3 separate regions of the Mus musculus genome follow, and regions 2 and 3 are each linked to region 1. Evidence: chromatin loops called from intact Hi-C (ENCODE). Cell type or tissue: heart. All regions are shown on one strand.

Region 1 (8,000 bases):
ACTAGTAACAGTCATTTCGTTTTATGACTTTGATCAAATTAGAATATGTTTTCGTTTCCCCCAGACCAATTGCCAAAGGAAATAAGTTATTTGTAAGGTGTGTAGGTGTGTGTGTGTGTGTGTGTGTGTGTGTGTGTGTGTGTGTGTGTGTGTGTGTGTAAAAACAGCCTGATAATCACTTGATGGCTACTTGAGAGACTTGTGTATCAAGTTTAAGTTCTAGTGCTGTGAGTTATTGCAGAGTGCATGCTTGACTCGTTGTGAAATGATTTACAGAGAAGATGTCATGTACCTAGACCTCAGACTCGTCTCAGGGACCACCAGCCTTTAGCGTGTTCTACAAGATCCAGGAGGCCCATCCATCCGCTTGCTCCTTGCTCTAGTTGAGACATAACCCCTCGGGGATTGTTGACTTACCTGAGCTTTTCAAAAGACGGGTTGGTTGCTCTAGTGTCTGAACTATAGCTGTCAATGTCATGTCTGCCAGCTCTTCAGTGTCTGGAATCCCTTTAGTGGAAGAGGTGACAGAGCTGCAGAAACTCAGTCTGAGCCTGACAGTCAGGTCTTTGTGGCTAAAGCAGAAGGAGTAAGTTCAGAGAACACCTTCAAACTAGAGTTCCCATCTTCACTCTCCCGAGAGAGAACCCTACACCTGCGTGGCTCCACGTTCCCCTTCTGTGTGCTTGAAATACTCCCAAGTCAAAAGGGAAAGTGTGCTTTGGTGGCGTCTGTTCCCCAGCAGAGGGAGGTGGGAACAGCTGCCACCCAGCCCCTTAGCTACAGGCTGGATCTCAGAGCAAGAGAAAGCACACAGCTTCAAAACAGCCTCTGTGGAGAGCAAGCGCCACCTTACATGGCCAAAAACACATGGCTGAGGTTGGCATGAGGGGAGCTGGAATATCAGAGCAGAGGCCTCTCTGCTCTGACTTCCTATAGCCCGGGTGTGCCCTTCCTAATCCCGAAGGAAATCTGAAGGTTCCAGTCACCTTAAAATGCTTGTTAAGGACAGGGCGACAGAGGAGGCTAGGGGAAAGGAGCTACAGTACAGCCTCTCCCTGATTAGCAGACCAGATTAGCATTGCTAAGACTACATAGTCTCCAGCCACCCTGGGCAGTTTGCAGTGCAGGCCAACACGGGCAGCAAACACTTGCATTTCTTCTGCTAGTCCAGGTTTTATTACTGCCAAAGTGAGCAATTCACCATCTTTCCCCTCCCCTGACAGCAGCGCAGCCACAAGGCAAAAGTTGGGATGGCTACACATCAAGCAGTTCACTGCTTTCCAGGGATGCTCTTGGAGCACAAAACCTGGACAGTTTGGTTTTGCCCATCAACATTTCTTAAGGGGTCCAAATGATGGGACCTCTGAGGGAGGAGGTGGGGAGGAGAAGGGAGAGAAGAGCAGTAAGAAAGGAAGAGGAGGGAGGGGAGGGGAGGAGAGGAGAGGAGAAGGAGTCAAGCTACATGCACACACCCTGGCTGCTTTGCCTTACTACAGGCTGAGCCTTGCAGAAGCTGACAAATGCTGACCAGACACCAGCATGCTTTGTCCACCAGCAAAACCTGGCACGAAGCAAAGAGAGTGAGAGCATACAGTGATGTGTTCTAGAGGTGTGTGTGTGTGTGTGTGTGCCTGTGTGTGTGGGTGTGTGTGTTAGTGTGCCCATTAACATGAAGTTTCAGCAATATTTAGTGGAAAACGTTAAATATCACTTAACTGGAAAGTGGGCTGGAGACAGGTTCCAAGATTTGCTACCATTTCTCCATTGTATGACTTCTGCAATTCCTTTCTTCATTTATCAGCAGTGTTAGCCATAATGAGGAATTTAGGGAAGAGCTGAGGTAAACAGTGCCCCTCCCTATCTCTCCCTGCACACGACTACTCTGTTCTGGCATCTGTGGGGCTGGCGTAGTGTGTCTTTATTGTGTCCTTTAGATATCAGCACAGGAAAGAGCAAGAAAGGGGGTTTGCTTCTTGGACAATTATAAGTTACACTCACAAATTTGTGTGTGTGTGAGGGGGGTTGCTGAGCTATAAGGTGATTTATAAAATGTCCTCAGATTTTGCTTATGATCAGGACAAGGGAGTTTACTTGATTTTCTTGTAATATGTGGGGCCATACATTCGTAAGTGATGTACTTCTTATGATAATGAAGAGAGGAAGGGGTAAGTAGCCGACTCTGCCACCTTAGTCTTTCTAAAGTGTGAAATTCATGTGGCAGGAAAGAGGCTGTACCAACCTAGGGCAACTCTAGATTATTCCAGAAAGATGTGCCAGTGGGTCTTTGGGTCACTAATGCTGGTGGAACCGGGTCAGCTTCACTTATTGCCAAGGCTTTGCAAAGCCCAGAGGTGCACTCAGAGGCTTAGCATCTTTGGGAACTGGACCCATGGGCATGGATGCACTAATTTGAGTTCCCTGACTCTTTGTCAAATCCATGGTAAACTTTGGGGGGAGGGAGGAGAGGGGGATCAGAAAAGTCCAGGCTTTTCTATATTTGCCTGACTGATAGATTTGTTCTTGTGAACGCAGTTAAAAATACAAATGTCTTCGATTCCAGCCAGGACAAGTTAGGTACTGATCGGTGGAGTCCTCTGTGCTGAAATTCGCATTGGAGGTGGGACCCAAGGGCTTGGCTGAGACCAGTCGGCAGGCAGTAGTTCAGGGCAGGCCTGGGGACTCTCCACTGCTTCTGGCAGCTCCAGGCTGGTCTCAGGGAATACCTGGGCGCTCCTCGAGGAGCTAGACTCTCATTGGTGCAGTGGTTCTCTCCAGGGCGTTGGACCCAGTCCCTCCAGCGGACAGAAAGAAGCCTGGAGGTGGCTGGAGGCAGGAAGCCAGAGCGCGATTCTGTAAAGGTTCTAAGTTTGGAGTTCCAAAACTCAAAGGGCAGGAGCTTTTGGGCAGTGAAAAATGGCTCCCCGGGTGGGCTTTCCGCAGCTAGGGGTGAGGGTGGGGGCGGGGGCGGAGCCCGGGGCTGGAGCTTCCCGGAGTAGAGTTTTGGCAGAAACTTACAAAGTGGCAGTGTCCTTAGGGAGGTAAAGTTGTTTCGGCTCCCACTGCCAAGGGAGTGTGGCAGGGGCGGTGTTGTGCTGCTAATAATCTGAGGGAAGAAAGGAGAAACAGATCGGGATGGGGCTGGTGGTGGTGGGCTTTAGGTTTGTTGAGTAGCCCCTGACAGTGGCTACTGGTTGGAGGTCCAGCTACTTGAATCTGGGGGCGGACACTTGTTCTAAACAGGACAGAGCTGGGACCTGGGAGGAAGTCTAAGTGTTCAGTGCAGCCCTCCCCTGCCGGAGTCCGAAGGTCATTTGCGCTTTTCGTCCCCAACAAGAGGACACTTCTAGAAGGAAAGATGCAGGTCATTTTCAGAGGCCCGTCAAGGGCGGGCCGCCTACCGGGGGTGGCAATCCTTAATTACACCCTTCTGTCTAGGAATCCATCTTCCCAGGCAGTGTCTTGCTCTCCCACCACCTCGGGTGACTCAGCTGACCCGAAATGCCTACCCTATGGAAGATCAAGAAAAGTAGTTTTCTAAGAAGGTTAGAGGTTTGATTACACCGAGAAGTGTTTCCACTTAAATCCAAGGCAATTACCCGCCCCTTTCCCCAGGTCTTCTTCCCCGGTCACCCAGAAAAGAAAAGGACAGACTCCCACGCACGTACCCCCTCACTTTGTTGGTGCGTGTGAATTTCAAATGGTGCTGTAAGTTCATTAGTGTTTGCAATCAGCGGCCGGCAGACCCCTCATCAGAGCCGAAAGCCGGCAAGAGCCATTCATCAGCATGAAGTGTTATTCATGGATGACCCCTAAATCACGGCGAGAGTAGTAGATACACTGATTGGTCACAGCATGGGAGCCTCGGTGCTTTCCCCGTACCGGCGTGGCTGGGAGGAGGGATGGGAGGGAGGGGCGGCGGTGTGGACGTGGTTCAGTCCGGCAAATCCCATTTGACAGCGAAAAAAGGCAGAAAACCGGGAATCTGATTTTTTGAATAAAGAAGAAGAAGAAATAAAGTACCTGTCATCTTGACAAGTGGCTGAGCGGAGGAGTCAAGGATTATAAATGATCACAGCCAGGTCCAGCTCGCCCTGTGATTGGGCTCTCCCGCGATCCGCACCAGGGAAGCGCATGGTAGGCTCCGCTCCTCTCTCTTACACATACACGCGCGCACACACACACACACACACACACACACACACACACACACGTGTACGCGCCTGGTCTCGGGCACACTCGCCCAGAACGTCCCCCGCCCTTGCCCACAATTACGGTCCTGGATGCTGCTCCCTGGCACAGCGCCCTGCTCGCCTGTTCACCTTTTCCTTCTCTCCTTCCTCCCTCGCTTCCTCCATCCTCCCACTCCCCGGACCGAGAAACCGGGATTCTGGCCGGTGGAGGAGGTTGGAGGGGCCGGGCGGGAAGCGCGAGGGGGAGCGCGCGGGGGAGAAAAAGAAAGTGAACTCATTGGCGCCCGCGCGCTTCCCTCCCCTCGCCGCGTCCCCGGGCCGCCCGGCCGTGGGCAGCGGAGGAAGTTGTAACACTTGCATCTCCCCCTCCCTCCCCTCCCCATCACCGGCCCCCTCCCCCGCGCCCGGCGCCTTTGAATTTGGCCAGGCGAGCGCAGGGGCGGACGCGGCGGCGGTGGCCGGGGAGCGAGCGGGCGAGCGGGCGGCGCGGGCGAGCAGAGCGCGGTAAGTGCGGCGCCGTGCGCCCTCCTTCCTTTCTGGGGTCCTAGCGCCCGGGCCTCGGGCGGGCGGGCGGAGAGCGAGCGAGCGAGCGAGCGAGTGAGCAGGGAAGCGCGGTTCCCTTTCCCAGGCACTGCTCCGAGGGGCGGCTGCGAGTTGGCCAGCCCTACAGGCGGCGGAGCATCCCAGCTCACAGACTCGGAGCTCTGGAGTCCCGGTTTCGGCCTCGGGTCCCCGCCCCTCCCTCGCGTCTGCCACCCTTGGCTGTAGGCTCAGGTGGGAACTTTGGCGGTGCCTCCCACCTGGCAGCGGGGCAGGGTTTCAGTGACTCTGGACTCTCTGGGTTCCCCGAGGAAGATGGTTCCCGGGAGCCTGTGGGGGCAAGGAGTGCAGATGACCTCGTTCTCTCTTTGGGGGTGCTACCCAGTTAGGGACACAACCTCTGGTTCTCTGGGAAGGTATCTGGAGGACTCCAGTGGGACTTCCGGGAGAGCTGGAAGCCTTGGGATGTCAGCATTTGCCGGGGCTGTGGAGAGGAGTCTTCCCCAACTGCCAGACTGCTAAGTTGCCAGGAGTGAAAGAACTAGGGCTGAGGATGCTGAGAGGAGTGGTGATCTCGGCTGAAACTTGATCTGGAAACTCTGGATGGGACTGAAAGCAAACAAAACATACTTTAACCAGGGCATTAAAAAAAAAAAAAAAAAAAAAAAGATGGATGAGCCTGCTGCTTGCTTCAGGTCACTATCACGTCTTTACAGCTGATGAGAGGGGCTTCAGATGTTTCAGGTTGGGGCCAATGATGCCTGATCTTTGCTGAACCCCTTACTAAATGCAGTTCAGATTCCATTCCTGCTGCCTCTCCTGTAAGTCAGTAGTAGAGGTTAACTTGTTAATTATTTTTATGGAGAAACGACAGTAAGCAATTCCATCGGGTATTAATAAAGCGATTGCAATTGTTTTCTGAGGTTCTAAGCTAGAGAAAAGTTCTCAAGACTTTGGAGTAGATGTATTGGAAATGAAATGAACTAGCCTGGCACTTTTTCCAGGACTCCAGGCAGCTGGGCTCTCCCTTAACAATACCTTGTACTTCTTATCTTCTGGCAGTGTATTTATCAAACATTTGTCGAGTCTGGCAGAGTCCACTGGTTGGTCTTTTTACTTGAAATAGCAATATGTGGAGCCATTACCTTGCTCTTCCGTTGTCAGATGAAAAGAAATGAGAAGAAAAGAAAGAAAGAAAAGAAAGAAAGCAAACAAAACTGGCACATTTGGAAACCTTAAAAAAGGACCACCTTAAAGAAGTATACAGCCTAACAATTGTTTTGATTTCTTCTGTCTTTAAAAGACCCCATACCTGCTTGAAAGAAATATTTGTAGCCTTTCTAGAATTAGGGACAGACTTTAGAATTTGGAATAGCTGTATAATCACAATATTTTTAATAAATTGTAATGTTAAAACCTATTTTATACACAGCTCAGTAATCTTATCTTGTATGCTCCAGTGTACACTTTTTGTACCCAAAACTTCTGGCTTGGATTTCTTAATATGTGAAGTTCTTGAGGAGCCTGGAAAGTTTCGATTTTTGATTCTAAATTCAGAGCAAATATTTAATTCTTTATGTAAGAGTAAGAGGTTAGTTCCGTAATAAGACTTGCTAATCCCACTTTAAAATGTCATGGCATTCACAAATTATTCTTAAATTCTTCAAAGCTACGGGGTTTATAATGACATTGGTTATTCTGGTGTGTATTTAGAACTATGAGCATCTCTCTTCCTGTTGCAGTCTCCTTAATGCTCTTGCCTTTTAAGATGAGGAATTTTAATATTCTTCCCTTTAAAAAGTACTACTCTCATTGTAGGAAATATATAACTTTAAAATAATATAAAAATTATGTTGTGGAAAGTAATTCTTTTGAATAAGACAGTGTTGCATCTTATATATACTGAACTGATTTGGGGGAAAATTGTAGTTTGACAGGAACTATGCTAGCATTTATGTATTTGGAAAATAATGAGACTCCTATGTCAATAACATTAAAATTAGCAATTCAGCATCAAGAATATTAACTAATGAACAATGGTTCACTATTTTTTAAAAAAACAGATTATAGTATACGACGTATGGCTGGTTACTTTTCTAAATGGAATGGTTTTGTGCAGCTGTATTTTCTAGAAACAAATGAAAGGGTGTAGTGTGGAGGCTTTTCTTACTCTGGTCTTGTAGGAGTCTTTTGGGCTGAGAAAGGAACCTGCTTTATTAGGGTGAAGACAAAGGAAGTTAAGGACGCTTACCTTTTTATAGAAAGTAAGCTTCCAAATAAAGCAAAAGTTTTTACATTTCTTTGAAAAGGAGACAGGGCTAGACAATAATGATCCGGTTAGCTAGTTAGCTAGTCTAGTCGAAGCTGATCTTCCTTAGCTTTGCTTATGAGAACTAAGAGTAGTGCCTGTCTTTGTAAAGAGTCAAGTCAGTAAGAGACTGGGGAAGTGAAGTAGCTATCACTGTGAGTGGAGCTATCTGTCAGAAACACTAAATCAGTGATGGGCTGCATGCACGAAAATGATGGTTTTTTTTTTTTTTCAACTGCTGTGGAAAAGTGCATTTGGGAATACAGAGGTTTATCTTACCTGCAACGAGGAGTCTAGGAATAAATCCAGACTGTGACCGTAGTCTGTAGGAAGCGTCCACCCAGCCAACTTCCTTAGGCTATAAAGAGTGGCTATTTTAATCTATGTATACTGCCTCTGTACTAAACTTTATTTCAGACCTTAGGATTTAGATTCCTGGGTGGTAGGAGAATGTCACGGAGGTACTATTTGTGCGTGAAGCAGGGTACTCAGAATCAGTTTGAATTGCCTGCCCCTTTGTTGAAGCTTGGCTGGGGAGAACTACTAAGCAGACTGTCTTACACACAGCTCTTGCACTCAGGGTTGCCTTTGAAAGTCAGATGTCCGTTTCAACTCTGCTTTTTCTTACGTAGAGAATATTAGGGGTTGCAAGCTTACTTTGATTGTAATCTGCAATTGGAGATAGCTCCTCTGGGCTTTCATTTGAAGTCTCTGTTCCTCTTTGCTTTAGAAAGTAGGAGGTGACAGTCCAGAGAAGAATCTAACTCACACTTGCAGAAGGAAGCCTTGTCCTGAAGAGGTGGCACACTGATAACAGCACCTTTTCAAAGTTTACAGCAACCAAGTTTGATAAATGATTTCTTGTAAGCTTCTTTTAGAACACATTTAAAACCTAATTTTGGAGATACCAGCTGTTTTAAGAGTTCTAATGGAAATTTTGGGTCTCAAAAAAAAAAAAGGTA
Region 2 (8,000 bases), 280 kb after region 1:
AATACTCCAGCTTACTTCACCTTCATCTTTGAAGTTCATTTGAATGATCACACTGCACAAACTTTTTTTTTTTTTTCTGTTGAAAATCTCACAAAGGTCCTGGCCAGAAATAACAACAGTTCTGGGGGCTTCACAGTGGTTTGCATTTTGAAGTCAAATTACCATGTGCGATGGACTCCAAAGTGGCTGGATTGTCTGGTGTCAGAGTCTCCGTGGGGAGGTGTGCATCAGAGGTCATGAACCCTGGTTTGTCAAAGCCTCTAGCCATCGTCAGTTAGTTTAGCATCAATAGATGTCCTTATTTCTGCCATCCAATAATTCGGGTGGACCTGGTTCCGTCTGTTCCAGTTTTCCTAAGAGAAAGATGACACCAGAAGTCTATAGACACTCAGAAGCTCAAAGCCCTCAGAATAAGACAAACAACAGGACCCCTCCGTACCCAGAAGTTTCTGCGTCCACTTGTTAATTTTCCTGCTGAAATTGCTTCTAGCAAGACTCTAAGTGTACTTTAGTTTTTACAAATTGGTACAGACCCTCTTTAGGAATTTTTCTTTTAAAAAAAATTGTCACAGTTGTTCCCTGACCCCCACCACCGCCCCTTGCCAAGAACATTTAAATAATGGAGACACATTATTTTTTTTCCCCAAGTTTTAACTAGCTTGGCTCTTTGTGGAACTAAGGAAGTCTTTTCGGTTAAAACTACCTAAGGTGTTTTGGGCACATAGTAGTCATTTAATTAGTGTGAGTGGAATTAAAGTACAGATGCTCTGAAGAAGGAAAAAAGCTAGCTTGTACACTGGTCTCCTCTCTTCGTTTCTCCGCATCCATTTTCTTTCAAACAACCATTAAATCGGACACTCACCCCATTACTGTTCTAGAAATTATCATCCTTTAGCTCACAAACTGCTTCTGCCTGCCAATTCCAAGAGCTTCCATCATCCTAAATATTAATCTGCAACGAGGATTCTTATTAAGTATCACCGAACTGTGCCCAGGCCCAGATCCTGAAGGCTGTCCTGCTGGACGTGTCATGTGTGCTGTTCATCCTCTTCAGTTTCCTAGAGGTCGCCCTCTGTCCCACTAGCCCTGACCTCTTCTACGGGGTGGTCTTCCACAGGGTGCTCTTCGTTATCGTCTTCGGAAATCCCCAAGATTCAAGCTGAGCATGTGGCTTCCTCTGCTCACTCACACACTGCCTCTAGATCTCAGGCATGATGGTAACGCACCTGGACGGAGCTGTGACTCTCTGCTGCAGAACTCCGTCACCCCTTCCCACCTCTGAATAGACAGTGGTGAGATGCTCGCCTTGGATTTTCTCTCACTTGACCTTTTGTCCTTCCACCAAACTTTATTCTTTTCTCGGGGCCCCTAACTCTGGCAGAGGCTCTGAGACTTTGTGGTTCTTGGCTAGCTCCACCCTTTATAGTCAAGAGATGTTTAGAAGGGAGCCAGTAAAAGGATGAAAGAGATTTTTAAAAAAACTGATGTGTGAGGTAAAATAATAATAACTTTTGAGTTTATCATGACAATGGATTTTAAGGGAAGATTAAAGAATAATCACCTTCAAGAAGATGAAATGTCCTTATTGAGAAAATGGCAGCCAACTGTTCATCACTGATACTTGATGCTAGTGAAGGCATTGTCTATAAGTGGTGGCTTTAGAGGGATACTCTCAAAACAGTGAATAAGCACTGTTATATACTACTTGGACGGATATGGCATAGTTATATTACTGGGATGGATATGGTATAGTACAAGTACCAAAAGATAAACAACAAAATTCATTAGGACACAGTGTCAATATTCATGGACTATATTTGGAAGAGATCTGCAGGTCAGTCTAGATCATGTAATATGTTTATATCCAATGTGGTAATCTTGTGATTTTATGACAAAAACATATGTATTATGGAGTTTACAATAATGACTTGAACTACCAATAGCGGTAAGTTCCATTAGGTCACAACTTCTATTGTCAAAATGCATGTCACCTCATTGGTGTATGTGAGTGGGGTTGTAGTGGCAGGGAGGAGGGAGAGAGACACAATAGCTATGTCATCATAGTCTCATAAGTACAATTACCTCATCATAGTCTAATAAAGGCAAATATCTGGACTACTTCATTTAACAAGGTGTGTCTCTAGTCTGGACTATTTGTTTCTAGTGACCCATCCATCTACACAGCACCTACTTACTGCCTACTTAGTTTGTACCTGTTGCGGAGTCTGCAGAGGAATCATGCAGTTGCCATTTCCCTTACCCAACAGTCTCTGTCTCCGTGAAATGTTTATGGTCAGAAAGGAGTTAGGGGCAAGAAGACAGGCAGCAGAATATGGTGTGAAGATGGATAGAAAAAGATATTCGCTCAACTCAATGGGGGCACACAGCCAGACCCTTCAGCTGGTCCTGGCCAATCAGGAAATTCCTTTATGTCACATTATGACCAAGCTGTGATTGGCCGGGTGAAAAGCAGCCTTGCCAAGCATTTAGCAAAGTGAAGTATAAAAAGAAATCTACACATACTTTATGTTCACAATTCAAGAGAACTCATTAAAAACATATTTCATGTACCCGATTCATGAAAATACCACAAGCCAACACGTTGCTGATTATCTACATGTGTTTTCCGAAGTAGATGCAGAAATGATTGATACTGCTGATCGTGTGGAAAATTTTTTTTGACATTATAAAATTTAAAAGGTAAATGTCAAAATTTATATGACTTCCGTGTTGTGTTCAGTACATGGAGGAAGGAACCGACTGGCACCTGGGTCTGGTACCAGAACAGACAAACCCTCTGATGACACTCCATCGCCATTTCTCACAAATAAGTAGCTCTTAGTTTTCTGAGACAAAGAAAGATACATACAGTGCCTTACGTGAATTCACAGGCATGCTACCTAGTTTTTCTTTCTTTCTTTTTTTTTTTTTTTGACATGAACTGCAGTGGTCCTAAGGCCAGTGTTTTGTGGCATGGGAAAGGGAGTGGCTGAGAATAAACAGTCCAGATTGAGGGCATTGCTGCTCGACCGGAGTCGCTTAGTTAACGTTTATTTATCACATCGGTATTTATGAAACTTGAACTGTCAGAGAATACATACAAATATGCCTCCAGGAGGTATTCCTATCTGCAAGACCTGAAATTTTAGGTGAGCCCCAGTAGGCTGCTCCGCTTGAATAGACAGACAGTGCCATCCCTGGGTGGGCCTGGGAATTAGTATTGCTGCCTGCACTCATGTGCTAGAGATGAACAGTGTGTTCCTTCCGCCTCTCCTCTTCCTCCCCACTGCACTTCCAGAGGCCGGTAGTTCACAGATGTTATAAGGTTCTATACGCCTTGGAACTGGAGACTCCCTTTTAATGTTGCCTTTGGGAGGTGTTTGGCTTGATCCCTTAGCTCTTGCTATATATTCAGTACCTGGCATCCCTTCCCCTGAAAACTCTTGCTGGCCATCTTAGTTTTGAAAGTCTGCCCTCCAGCCCTGTCTAGCTTCCCACCAGGTTGGAATGATCTCCTTGCTCACCCTGGTCTCTCTCCAGCTTGGAAGTTTGCCAGTAAGGAAGCAGGCGGTCACCAAGCCTCTTGGATCCAGCGGCTTGCTTGCTTGCCCCCTGCAAGGAATCCAGACTTCATCACATCCACCTGGTCCCTGCTTCCTCCTCTTCCCTTGTCTGTCCAGATTGGTTAGGGCCCAGCAGGCTCCTGCCCAAGGTCACCCGAATGGGGCCAGAAATAAGGATGAGTTCTTTTGGTACACACCGGCTTGATTGCAAAGCAAAGAGCTTCAGTTCTTTATCACATACTTGACTGACTTTTCTTTCTTTTGGTGAAAAAAAAAATCAATGGCTTTGAAAACAAAGAAAAGAAACTTGCATTTTAGGAATCATTTTCACATGTGGCTGTTTTCATTTAGTTTTAAAATAAATATGAATATTTGGGGGTGAAGAATCACCTAGATTTTATTTCTTTAGATTCATTACAGACACCCATGAAAAATTATGAGCTGGCCTTTCTTGCAAGGCTGTTTTCAAGTCCTTATATCTATTGTGGATATGAACCTTGAATGTGATGAGAAAATAGGACCAGAAATATGATTTTAAAATAGATTTTTCATCAACTAATACTAGAGACGCTGTGGTTGTTAGGAAATTATGTGTGCTACTGACCAGAAAAAAAATGTTTGGCAAAACTTTCAATAAAATCTAAAATTTTATGCAGAGTGTGTGACCAGAGTAATTGTGCAATTATTAGGTACCAGTTGATATCAGCACAATTACTATACACCAATTGATATCAGTATACTAGAATCTTGGTAACAGTTTCTTTGACATTCTTTTTTTTTTAAAGGAACAGCGCTTTTAAGTGAAATTACAATTGTTAGCAGAGACCTTCTAATTGGCAGACACATGCCATCCTTCACATGATAATTTCTAAATCAAGTATTTAGGAATGCTTTGTGATCATTTTATTCTGCTACAAAATTTCCAGTTTGCAAACAATACTAATATTGGTATACCCTCCTGAAGTATTTTCAAAACAGGAGGAATTAAGGTATTTGGCCTTTTGTTCCTTCATCTATGATCTACATCCTTTGTAAACTGGGGCATCGTGGTTCCCAGTAGGTGATATACCTTGCTTGATAAATTTGGCTTAGACAGTGAACAACACATTTGAAACCAGTTTAATTATTGAGCCAAGTCTCTGAAAGGACTGTGTGACTCAGGAGCCCTCTCATTGAGACATAGCCTAAGCCTGGCACCCTGTAAATAGGTGGGTACAGTCTTAGCCCCTTTAGTTTCCAGTACCTCGTCTATAAAGTGGAACACTACTGCTGGCTACTTAAAGGGGCTTAGAGAATTTAAGTAGTAGGTGTTAGCTCAGGGCATAGCACTTGCCAATCATGCTAGTGACTTGGTTTGATATCCAGGACAAAAACAGAATAAAGAAAAAGAAAGATACACACCAAAATGCTCAATATATTATGCTGTCCTGGCATGAGATGTTCTATGGTAGTGTTAGCTTCACATGGTCATATATGAATATTGCTGTGTTTGAGATTGATTTTGTGTTAGCATCTCTGACAGTCTGGTTCCAGTGCTTAATAATTATCCGGGAATGTAAATATCTTGGTTTCAGTTGCGTTCTGGTTCTGATTCTTCAAGGCTGTAGGCTTTGTAGGGAGAGGCCAGAAGCACTGTGACTATGAAGCAAGGTCAGCACCAGTTGGAGGTAACAGCTCATTCATGGGCCCATTTTTAAAACAAAAACAAAAACAAAAAAAAAAAACCCCAATCTGCTTTGATTTGGTTTGGTTCATGCATTTTTAAAAATCTTCCTTGTGGTGTGCAGTCATTAGTGTTTTATGCCTAAAGAACTGAATTCAGTTATAAGTAAGATTCATTTAATATTGCAAGTATGATTCCATGTGGTTATTCATTCGCAACATAAAATAGCCACATGGTTCAACATATTTAATAGTTTCTGCTTGTGCAACTGTAGGGAATTCTGCAGATCCTCTGTAAGAACTACTTTGGTTGTGAAGGCAGTATCCATAATGCTAATTAATCCCAGCATCATCAATATGGCCAGTGATGATAGAAGAAAACAGGAACTGAATGTGTGCCTTATGTCTGCACACTGCCCTGTGTGACCCTTTGGTGGACTCCCAAAAAAAGATGGCAGTGAGTGACTGCGTGGATGGGTGTGGTCGCAATCCCATGGTTTTCCTTGGAAAATGTATGGAGACCCCATCCTTCATATGTCAGCAAAGGAAACAACTTAAAAACATCTCTTCCTAGGTCTCTTCTGTCCCTACCCAGGCTCTGTGAAAGTCAGCCCTTGATAATTCTTAAGGGATGTTGTCTTTGTCTCATTTGGAATAATCACTTTTTGTATTCAGAAAAACTAGACACATACGTAGCGTACTTCCAATATAATGCTACATTAAAAACATTTGCCTAACCTGGATCTGATATTTATAAATGGGCATTGCTCAATTAGCATTTTAAATTGGAATTTTAATAAATGCTATCAATCAGTGACCAATTTGCATAGCATTTATCTGGGGAAATGAGCGTGCCAAATATCGGTCTTCTTAAGATTCATCTTGCCCCAAACTGTGATTTATTTAAGCTCTTCAAACCATTCATTCTTCCATTAAAGAGTCCGTCCATCTTCCTGTGTTCTCCCGTTCTGATCCAGATCTGCAAATCCGTGGTCATCAGAATCAAGAGATACATTTCCCAAGGACAGACGAGTCCTTGGGTCTTAGCAATTTCCAACTCTGCAATGTTCTGCCTATTTAATTTCTCTAAGACTCCAAGAACAGCTTCTTCATGCTCTGTTTTCAGGTTATATAGTGTGTACTTGCAATGTCTTGGGGCTATCCACCCAGAGAAGAGTCAAGCATTGGAGAATCTGTGAAATGATTCTTTCAAAACAGTTGATTCAGGGAGGTATTTGCTTAAGAGCTTTGAATTTTTTTTTTGTGCCCTAAAAAAAATATCTATTGTTCTCTTTTTTGACCCAATTTTACTAAAGAGAATTTCAAAACCTTGAAATAACTTCAAATTTTAGATTGTCAAAGGAACGTCTAAATTTTAAATAATTGCTATTTTAAAGTAACTTCTATGATATCTTAATAATGCCAATTAAAGGTCCCAAATCGATCCCTCCCCGCACAGTCTGGAATAGGATGCGTTTGGTGAATCGTGGTTTTTAGAAGGGCCTCCTTCGTTATGAAAGAACAGTAAGAGGCAGATAATTTGCTTAAATATGGAGTGGCAACTGCTATTTCTCGGTGTGCTGATGGATGTCTGAGAAGGTCATGGAGATTGAGAAGAGGAAGTCTGCAGAGAAAGGGATGCCTTCGTAACCTTGGACCCTTAGATGTCAGGACTATCAAAGCCAAAAAAGGACAAACATGGTTATCGTGGAATCCTGAGGATATGGAAAATGATTGTCCTTCCCCAAAAGAAGGGGGGAGTGGAAGTACGTGGATTCTTGAAAAATACAGGGATGAAATGATAGTTTATCTCCTACAGTATCATCTTTTGGGGTGTGTGAGTCTAAAGTGAGTTAAAATGAAAAATGAAAAATGGTAACAATATATTGATTAAAATGAATGAAAAAATATGTACATATGTATGTATCTTTTATAACTGTAAAAAAAAAAAACCCGCTGGTAAATCTAAAAATCCTTGAACAGCCATTCTCAGAGTACTGGAAGTGGTGTCTGAAGGGGGAGGTAGAATGTTCTAGAAGAAAGAGAAATTAAAAGGCAGGACGTTGGAATGGAGGGATTGAAAAATATGATAAAAGTGGAGCCCGAGGAGAGGAAGGGACAGTTTGGGGAATAAAAAAAAAATTGAGCGCAGTAATATTGAAGTATGTTTTATTTAAAAGTAAAGCTGGTTAGAACACATTAGCTTTTGCAGATCAGGGTTGGCCAGCCCTGCACTTCATTCAGAGATCAGACCACTTGGTCTTAAGCTTCCAGCTCCAGGGCCCCTGGTGACGGTCCCCAGCATCTGGGGAGGAGGGGGGCGCTAGTGGTGAGTACCGGGATGCACGGCCGCCCCTGCGCCGTCCCGGGGCCAAGAGTGGCGGAGCAACGTGACCGAGGCTCAGGGCGAGCGCGGGCTGCGCGGGTCCCCGCGGCGCTCCCAGGCGACACCCACCCACGCGCTGCGCACGCCGGGCCGGGCGAGCTAGACTCCGGGCCGCGTGTGGACTCCTCCCGCCTGCAGGTACGGGCTGGCGCGCCTCTGCCGGGACTTAGTTGGGCCGACCAGAGGAGAAGTGGCGGTCCCCTGGGTGTGGGGTGGGGGTGTGATGAAGCCTGTGCTGTGCAAGAAAGGTGGCGGAGCAGGGCTCGGGATTCAGGATGCGCGCGGGGAAAGGAGATTCTTTGTAAGCCCGGGAAAGTCGAGCGGGTGGAGACTATGGACGTTTGCAGGATGCACAGCAGCCTGCCGGGCTGTACGGGAGCACAGTGCTG
Region 3 (8,000 bases), 150 kb after region 1:
AATCATCTGTATGTTATTGCTAGGGTTTACTTGACACCAAATCACATGTGAATCAGACTTATTGTGTGGAAGACATTTAAGAGTAGTATGCAGCTGGGTTTGGTAGCATACTTCTTTAATCCTAGGATTTGTGAGGCCAAGGCAGGTGGATCTCTGAGTTCGAGGCCAGCCTGGTCTACAGAGTGAGACCCAGAACTAAATAGAGAAATCTTCATCTCAAAAACAAAACAAACAAAAAATGGCATTCCAGTATATTCTTCTACTGAGATAACAAAAAAGGTGAGGTAGAGAAGGGCCACGGTAATCAGACTTAAAAAGATGGTAGAGAATTTTAATTAGACTCAGTCTTTTCTCTTCCCAGCCATTATGTCCCAAATAGTGTTCAGCTAGAAAGCGTTAGCCACCGAAGCTGGGCGTCTTCATAAGTTGTCCCAAGAGTGAGAGAGCAGGTGAAGTGAGAGCCATCAATCATTAGTCAGCCCCGCCCCCATCTTCTCCCATTCACTGGACATGGGAGACCCAGGTTGGCGATGGGGTCCAGTCTGCAGAAAGTTCTGTGCTGGTGGTGAGTGAACATGCTACATGGAACAGGGGACATGTGACCACACCATTTAGCATCACACAATCAAAGCAGTTCCAGGATGTCTTAATGTGTTTACTGACACATCGTCATTCTCCCTTGAATATAGGAGAGATGATAATGAAGATAATGAAGCACTCTGCTTAAAAAAGCCATAGATTGTTAACAAATAACAAGCTTTGACGACCAGCGAGTGGAGGAATGAAGCCGCTATTATTCTTTCCTGAAACTGCAGAGGCATTGATTTACTATAGAAATAATTGCATTATAATTGCGTGTGACTTTTCAATGCTGTTTGGAATCTTTTATTCCTTTCAGTGTGCCACCAAAATGTTTAGTGCTTCAAAGGATGCCATAAACACCCTAGCGGAGCATTTGTTGAACTAGAAAATTAGGTGCGATTAGACTAATAAACCAATCTCGCGGGGAGCTCTTCGCGAGGACGAGGGTTTCTTCAGAATCTGTTCCTATGGCATTCTGTTTCCTGACATTTTAACCCTAATTTGTCTTCCTTTTAACTAGATGCTTTCGGAGACACCCCGTTTCTGTTTGTTCTACCCTCTTCGCTTCTGCCAAGTGCTTTCTTATGCTTCTCTGTCTTGACCTTCCCTGGAAGGGTAACTCCCACAGGATGACTGCTGGTCATCTGCAACCCTGAGTATGTGTCTGGGTCACCATACCTGATTTCAGTGTGATGTGTGATCCTTACTTTGCCAATGCTCTTGGTGGCGGTGTCTACAGGAAAGATGTTCCTTTGTTGTTTATGATGGTAGAGAAGTCAGAGATCTGGTAATAATTGTCATTAGCTTTCCATATTCTGCAGTTCTTACTGAATGGGGTGATTTGTACTGCGTAGGAGAAGGCTAAGATGAGAAGAAGGGCTGGCACTACCAGGCTCTATCTGAGAGCCCAGTAGGGTTGCACTAAACAATAGGGAATGCAAGCAAGTGATCTTTCCTATTAGGTCAGTATGTATAAATTACACTGACCTATACTTTATTTACTTAAAAAAGTTTACCCTTCCTTCCTGTATTTTCTCATAGGGCAGGAAACCACACTTGTATTTGAAATATGTTTTCTGAACTGGGTTAATGCGGCTGACTTACGAGAGCATACATGAGTACATTTGTAACTTAGGGTACATTTTGTAAGCGTGTTGTAAAATAACCTGGACATTCACTCCTCGAATCTTGAAGCATTTGGATCCATTGCTTAAGGAACGTGTGTCACAAACTGTTCTAACAACAACAACAAAAAAATTCAATTATAATAATTGGACATTTTCTATTTATTTTGCATTACTATTAGCCCCGCAGTTTTTAGTACTCATAACATTATGAACTCCATCAAAGACTAGCCCCACGGGCCCTGAGGACTTGGGCCAATAACATAATGGTAAGTCGCATCATGTATATAGTTCATCTGCCTAGTGTTTTGAGGTTTTCAAGTTGTATCCACTAGGAAGGCTCTGTAGATAAAGGATGAGAGGGAAAGGCATTAGGTACATTAGTTGAAATTGGCATCATGATGCCAAACTGTAATAAGCCTTAAGGGAGCTCACTGTTGAATCTACTCAATTGAATGCTGCAATTTCCCATAACAATTTAAAAGGCCTGCAGGCATGCTAAAGTCATAGCTGGATCTTTCAGTTAACACTCTGTAACATGACCCCAAAGCCTCATTTACATCACAGCAATTAAAATATATTCCACATTACATGCTTGCTACCATGTACTAGAGAAATAATTCGACCAAGTGCTGTGTTTTCCAAAACACAGTCATGAAAAATCAGAGAATTCACAATTTCTTCTCTCCAAAGTGATATTTTCATAGCGTACATGATTACTGGGGGTCATGTGTTTATGAAGGGGCAGAGGGCAGAGCAGGAGAAGAAGATGCAGTCAAGATGCCTGATAGTTAGTAGTCAAGACTATTTGGTGGCCCACGTGAAATTAGGTTCGTGGTCTTCGTCTGCTCCATAGGTGACAGGTGTCCAATATGCAAAATTATTACAGCAATCAGTGCTAATTGGCCCCCTACATGTAACCAGAAAGTAGAGGGACCAAAAATTAAATGAGTATTAAAATAATTCACCTCCTACCTGCAGAAATGCTATCTCTAGACAGGGGTAGAAACCTCCACAGAGCCCATTTAGGAAGCTGAGGGAAATTTTCAATGGCGCCCAACCTTGGAAGGAATTATTTGTACAAATTAGAGTCCTTCACCAGTGCTACTGCAAATTTAATTAAAATCTCTCAGCATATAGATTATTAACTGACAGGACATCTATTTATTTGTCTGGTTGTTGGTTGGTTTTGTTTTCTCAGAACAGGGTTTCTCTGAATTCCTTTGTAGACCAGGCTGGCCTCGAACTCACAAGGATCCACCAGCCTCTGCTTCCCAAGTGGTGCGATTAAAGGCATGCGCCACCACGCCTGGGTAGCATGCCCATTTTTAATGAGATGAGCAGCAAATTAAATTTATCTGACAGCAAAGCCACCATGGCCAGAATGGGATCCTATCTTCTAGACAATTGCTGGTGCACTTTGGCAATGCCTTTCCAACTGCAGAAACACAGACAAAATTGACTCACTTCTCACTGTTGTGGTGGCTTTATATTTATCGAGTAGCCACAACTTAGCAGATTACCTTGAGAGTGTGGTTTGTTTGCTTGTTTGTTTTTTTTAAAACAATTGTCTGAACACGTCGCCCTGGTATTAAGCAGTGGCAGAAGTCCAGCTTTGACACTTGGCAGGCAGGCAGGCAGCCGGAGAACCAAGTGTGCTGACTTTCTCTGTGCGTCTACTGGAACACTCTTGCCTGCACTGCCCTTTTGTGGTCAGGAAGAGCGGTGAAAGAATCCTGCTTCAGCAGACATCTGAGAAGGCACCAGCTTCAGCTGCTGCCCAGCTCCACTTTAACTCTCTGCCTTGCTTTATAACTGCCATTAGTGGAAACATGGGAGTGAATTTAATGGCTTTTCTTGCTCCCAAGCCTTTGTGCTCATTATTGAAAGGGCTTCCTTTGTGCCGACAAAGTCCCCTCCTAGGCACCCACTTGAGCAACAACGTGGGACAGCCTGAATTACAGCCCCCAGCCCCTCAGCAAGTGTCTCTGACCCAAGTTGAGCCATGTCTACCGACCTTCTAAAAATGTCTGAATTATGCACTTATCTATCTTTCTGATGTAAAACATCCAAGAAATCCAGGGCCAAGTGATTGAATGCACGTTTCCTATTTTTACTTAACTAACTGGCAGCATTTAGACGGAGCCAAAGTGCTCAGTGTGCGATGCATACACACTTTACGATGTATGACTAAACTTAAGATGTCAAAACATTGAATTAGGTGAGACTACACCTCGGGAAGCATATTTATAGTCCTTGATACGGTTACATTTCAGTTTGCTTAAAAACAAATAGTAAACACTGGTGGTGTAAAATATTACAGGAAACCTCCATGTGCAGCCAACTTCCCAGGCTGACTGTAACAACATTGGTCCCAAGTCTCATGATGTTAGAAGCTAAATCTAACCCCAAGTAGCCTATGGCATCTTCACAGCGCACCAAGAGGGTCTGTTTCTTTTTCAGTGTGTATATGTGTCTATGGACGTTCATGTGTATGCAGGGACACATGTGTCTATCTATATAGTCTATATGTCCATGTGTGTGCATGGATATAAAGCCCAGAAGTCAACCTCAGATGTTATCATCAAGAACCCTTTGAGGTAGGATCTCTCACTAAACCCTGAGTCCACCAGTTAGTCCAGACGCCCACTAGTTAGCAAACCCCATGGGTTCCACTGGCTTCATTCCCTAGCACTGGGACGACAAGCTTGGGCCACGATACCCAGCGGTTTTATGTGTATTCTGGGACTCGAACCCAAGTCCCCTTCCTTATAAGCAAGCAATTTGCCAGCAGTTCCCAAGAGGGGTTCCTTCAGATTTTTTGTGGCCACTTAGGCTCTCAGACTGAATCCAAAGTCCTTTTGAAACCCTGGAGCAACTCTACCATGGGCTTTTCCATTCCCTTAGAGATACTCACTTCAAGGAGGAAAAGTGTTTTGAGGGAATCTGTTCATATATATCTTTCTTCCACTGGACCTCATTACATTGAGGGACTATGTTCCATTCAACACTGGACCCTGCTTCTCCCTCCCTGGGAGTTTGTGAAGAAGGTGCCATTTGGTTGGGCTGGGGCTTTTCAGACTGAGATCAAAACTGTCCTGTAGGCAGTAGACAGAATGCATGTTTATTATAGCAATTTTGCCTGTGGGTTACCGAGGCGTGAATAACGGCAGTTATCCTTTATTCTCCAAGTACTTGTGGGTAGTTATCAGGTATCCACCTAGTTGTTACTAAAATAAACCTAACATAGCTCTTTGAATCCAGAGCCTCTTAATCAGCTTTATGGCTGCCCTTGAAAGCCCCTTCAGTGTTTGCCTACCGCCTTCTGCAACCAAGACATAAATATTTGGATAACGTTATATATGAAATCATTTTGAAATTATTCGTATGGAGGCTGTGCTCTCCACCTCGTTCTGTGGAGGAATTTCTGAATAAGCGCATAAAAATTCACGACTAAAATTCCATTCAAAAATTTTAGCAAAATACCAGTTTCCTTCTGCGTGTCTTAATTCCTTGCTGTCTGACTTCTGTAACTGAGCTTGGATCCATTTTTAATCCACCTAGTGCCCTTAGGTGACTAATGTGGATGTTACTCTTGCACATGGGACAAAGTTCTTGACCTAATGATAGTAGCTGGATTTTATCAAGTATGCATATGCCAACCACCACACTAAACACCTTGAATTTATTTTAATCTCTTCTAATCTTCATGGTCTGTCTACAAGAAGGCTATTAGTGTGTGCTTGCTAGGAAATTAAATATAGGAGACAGAGCCTTAGAGACTTTATGCAACCACTTAAGGCCACATGTCTCATCAATGGTAAATAGTGAGAGCTAGACTTTACACATGAGTTTGTATTGTTGAAACTCCTGCACTGTCTTGTTCTTTACGCTTGTATCAGTATAGATATTTTTAGTTGAAAAAATGCAGGCTAGGAACATATTGTTTCCGAATCTGTTTCTAAATCGTATTTCTGTCTCTGAGGTCTGTTTCTTCTTTATAGACTGCAATGGCAGGCAGTCTTTCTCCAGAAATGTAAACAAGCTCCAAGTTTACAGCCTCCCAGATTAGTAACAGCAATGAAATGAAATAGGCTTGCAGCCAGTGGCTTTATCAGATGTCCCGGGACTGACCTTACCGGCACGAATTAGGTCACAGGTCCTCTCCTGTGCAATCACTGACATCGAGTGTCAGGGCCACATGAACCAACTCTCTCATCTCCACGGAGGGAAACACAGGTTTGCAAGGAGGATTCCAGTGACCATGAGGAACCCCATGAGCGTAGCCTGTCCCCATGGATAACCGGACCACATGGGGTGGAAGACAACTAAAGAGAATTGGGCCCATGTCCCCATCTGAAACATATAATACCATACATTCCATTGGCCCTTTATTTTTAGAGGAGCAGCTTGGAAATGTTTTCAGTATATTCAAGTGTCTTGTTGGCCTTGGATTCTTTTCCTTACTCCTCCGATGAGTTTCATTTGGTTTTTATTTTTGCTTCCCCCGTACTGGGTTCTCAGCAGATTTAAATATGATGGTATTTTCAATAGGACAGCCTCATGATTGTTAACAGTGGGTCTCTTGATATCCTGAATCAATTTGTTAAAACCCTTTGCTGTTCCCTGCAGTCCCCCTTTCTTTCTGTCTGCTTTGTTTGTTTTTATTTATTGTTTTGTTGTTGTTGTTGTTGTTGTTAAATGTTACTGTTTGTCTTTTTGAGACAGCATCTCCTTAAGTAGGCTTTCCTGGGACTTTCTTAGTAGCTGAGGTTCACCTTGAACATATATTTCCAATGTAAGCCTCTTGAGTATTGGGGTTGTTCGTGGGATTTTCATTGTTTAATTCTCCTGCTTGTTCTAAGATTTTGATGTGAAGGCAGTGACTGAGGATACAGGTGTGATGGCTAGGAATGAAATTCAATCTATAAAGTGATACCAAGAAAATCTAAATTTGATCCCCAGAACCTATGGAAAAAAAAAAAGTCAGGCGTGGTGATGTGTGCTTTTATAGTCCTGTCCCTAGGGAGGCACAAATAGGTGACTGCCTGCATGTCCCTGGCCAGCTAGTCTAGCCCTCATGGTAAGTCTCAGGCAACTGAGAGACCCTATCTCAAAATAAAACAGTAAATGGCACCTAGGGAACAATGGTTGAAGCTGTTCACAGGCTTCCATACATATACACACATGCACACTCAAACATATGCACATGGGCCAACACATACACACTCATGCATACACACATGCAGCAGCACATACATGCTCATACACACTTACAAACACATATACATACATGTACCAGCACATGCACACACTCATACATATAGACATATAAATTCAGAGACACAAAAAGATTTGGAATAATGAGGAATGGGTTCAAATTCTGATCAGCTGCTGTCTGTATGATCTTGGGCAAGTCAATCAATCCCTTTTGGTCCTAGCTCTCTTGTACGAAGTGGGATTTATAATTCTTAGCAAGATTATTGTAAGGGTTAAGTGAGGGCATATATGTAGAGCACCTGCCATATTTTAAGCACTCGATAAATAACCAAGATAGAAATTAATAATTCACCAGAAGCTTTTCTGGCCACTCTTAAGGAAAGGACTCTGCGCAGCAATTAGGGAAATGACATCAACTCTTTATCTCAGAAGCCCTTTCCAACTGTCACCAGGCCCATCAGATGGGACTTTAAGTCATGGATAGCTCCAGCCATTTTTAAACCATCTAGAAGGCCAGCTTGTCTTTTTCTCTACAACCTAAGGTTTGGATTCGGGTTCCTGTGGTTTATTGACAGCATAGAAATAAAGGAAGAGTAAGATACTTGAGTGTGAGCCCCAGTGTGGCCACAATGGTGGCTGGACTTGAGACTTTGTCTTAGCGCTATTCACTTTATTTCCTGTTCCTTAAAACTGGTAATTCAAAGTCTCTACATGCAAAATACTTAGTGTGGGAGCGTTTCATGAATGGGTGTCATTTTTCCACCTTGTGTTTGACTATAGCTGACACATCTACCCAGATCATTCATTCCTTTGAAGTCGGAAGGACCTCCTCCAACCAAACAAACACTGCAACAGTATCAAGCCGTCGGGTTTCTTTGTTTCTTTGTTTGCTCCTTTGTTTTACATGGTGAGCATCCGAGGCCATTTTGTTGCCACAATGTTACATATATGACACATAGCTAGTTCCTTACTTATTCCTTCAGACCAGATCTGATTACTCCCAGAATTTTGGGTTTTGTTGTTTTGTTTTGTTTTGTTTTTCAAGACAGGGTTTCTCTGTGTAGCCCTGGTTGT

The links. Hi-C counts contacts between places; a loop is a spot of excess contacts. Peaks named below come from ENCODE experiments on the same cell type or tissue, not always from the same donor. Only the 100,000 strongest peaks of a DNase experiment are listed, where the experiment ranks them.
Region 2: a loop joins it to region 1, with 2.5 times the contacts of the local background. A loop is called at or near these places in 10 of 42 quality-filtered maps.
Region 3: it touches region 1 in a loop (2.6-fold over the local background); 3 of 42 quality-filtered maps call a loop at or near these places.

What each region holds. Positions count from the first base shown.
Region 1 is chr8:48,839,912-48,847,911 of GRCm38, reverse strand. It overlaps Gm19744 (a long non-coding RNA gene), which reads right to left and starts at 4,027. Exons shown (of 6, transcript XR_379026.3): 1 at 4,021-4,027; 2 at 3,666-3,745; 3 at 2,724-3,103; 4 at 418-572. It also overlaps a transcript of Tenm3 not described here. In heart, no CTCF peak of the experiment used is centred here; DNase peaks (open chromatin) are centred at 4,361 and 5,051; H3K4me3 peaks cover 3,502 bases; H3K27ac peaks cover 2,738 bases; H3K27me3 peaks cover 4,165 bases.
Region 2 is chr8:48,555,627-48,563,626 of GRCm38, reverse strand. All of the region lies in intron 2 of Tenm3 (teneurin transmembrane protein 3), which reads left to right. Among named protein-coding and RNA genes, the nearest start is that of Gm39178, 100 kb to the left of the region's middle. In heart, CTCF peaks have their summits at 3,199 and 7,556; a DNase peak (open chromatin) is centred at 7,676; H3K4me3 peaks cover 760 bases; H3K27ac peaks cover 574 bases.
Region 3 is chr8:48,686,216-48,694,215 of GRCm38, reverse strand. It overlaps a transcript of Tenm3 not described here. Among named protein-coding and RNA genes, the nearest start is that of Tenm3, 16 kb to the right of the region's middle. In heart, a CTCF peak has its summit at 3,407 (motif pointing left); a DNase peak (open chromatin) is centred at 3,395.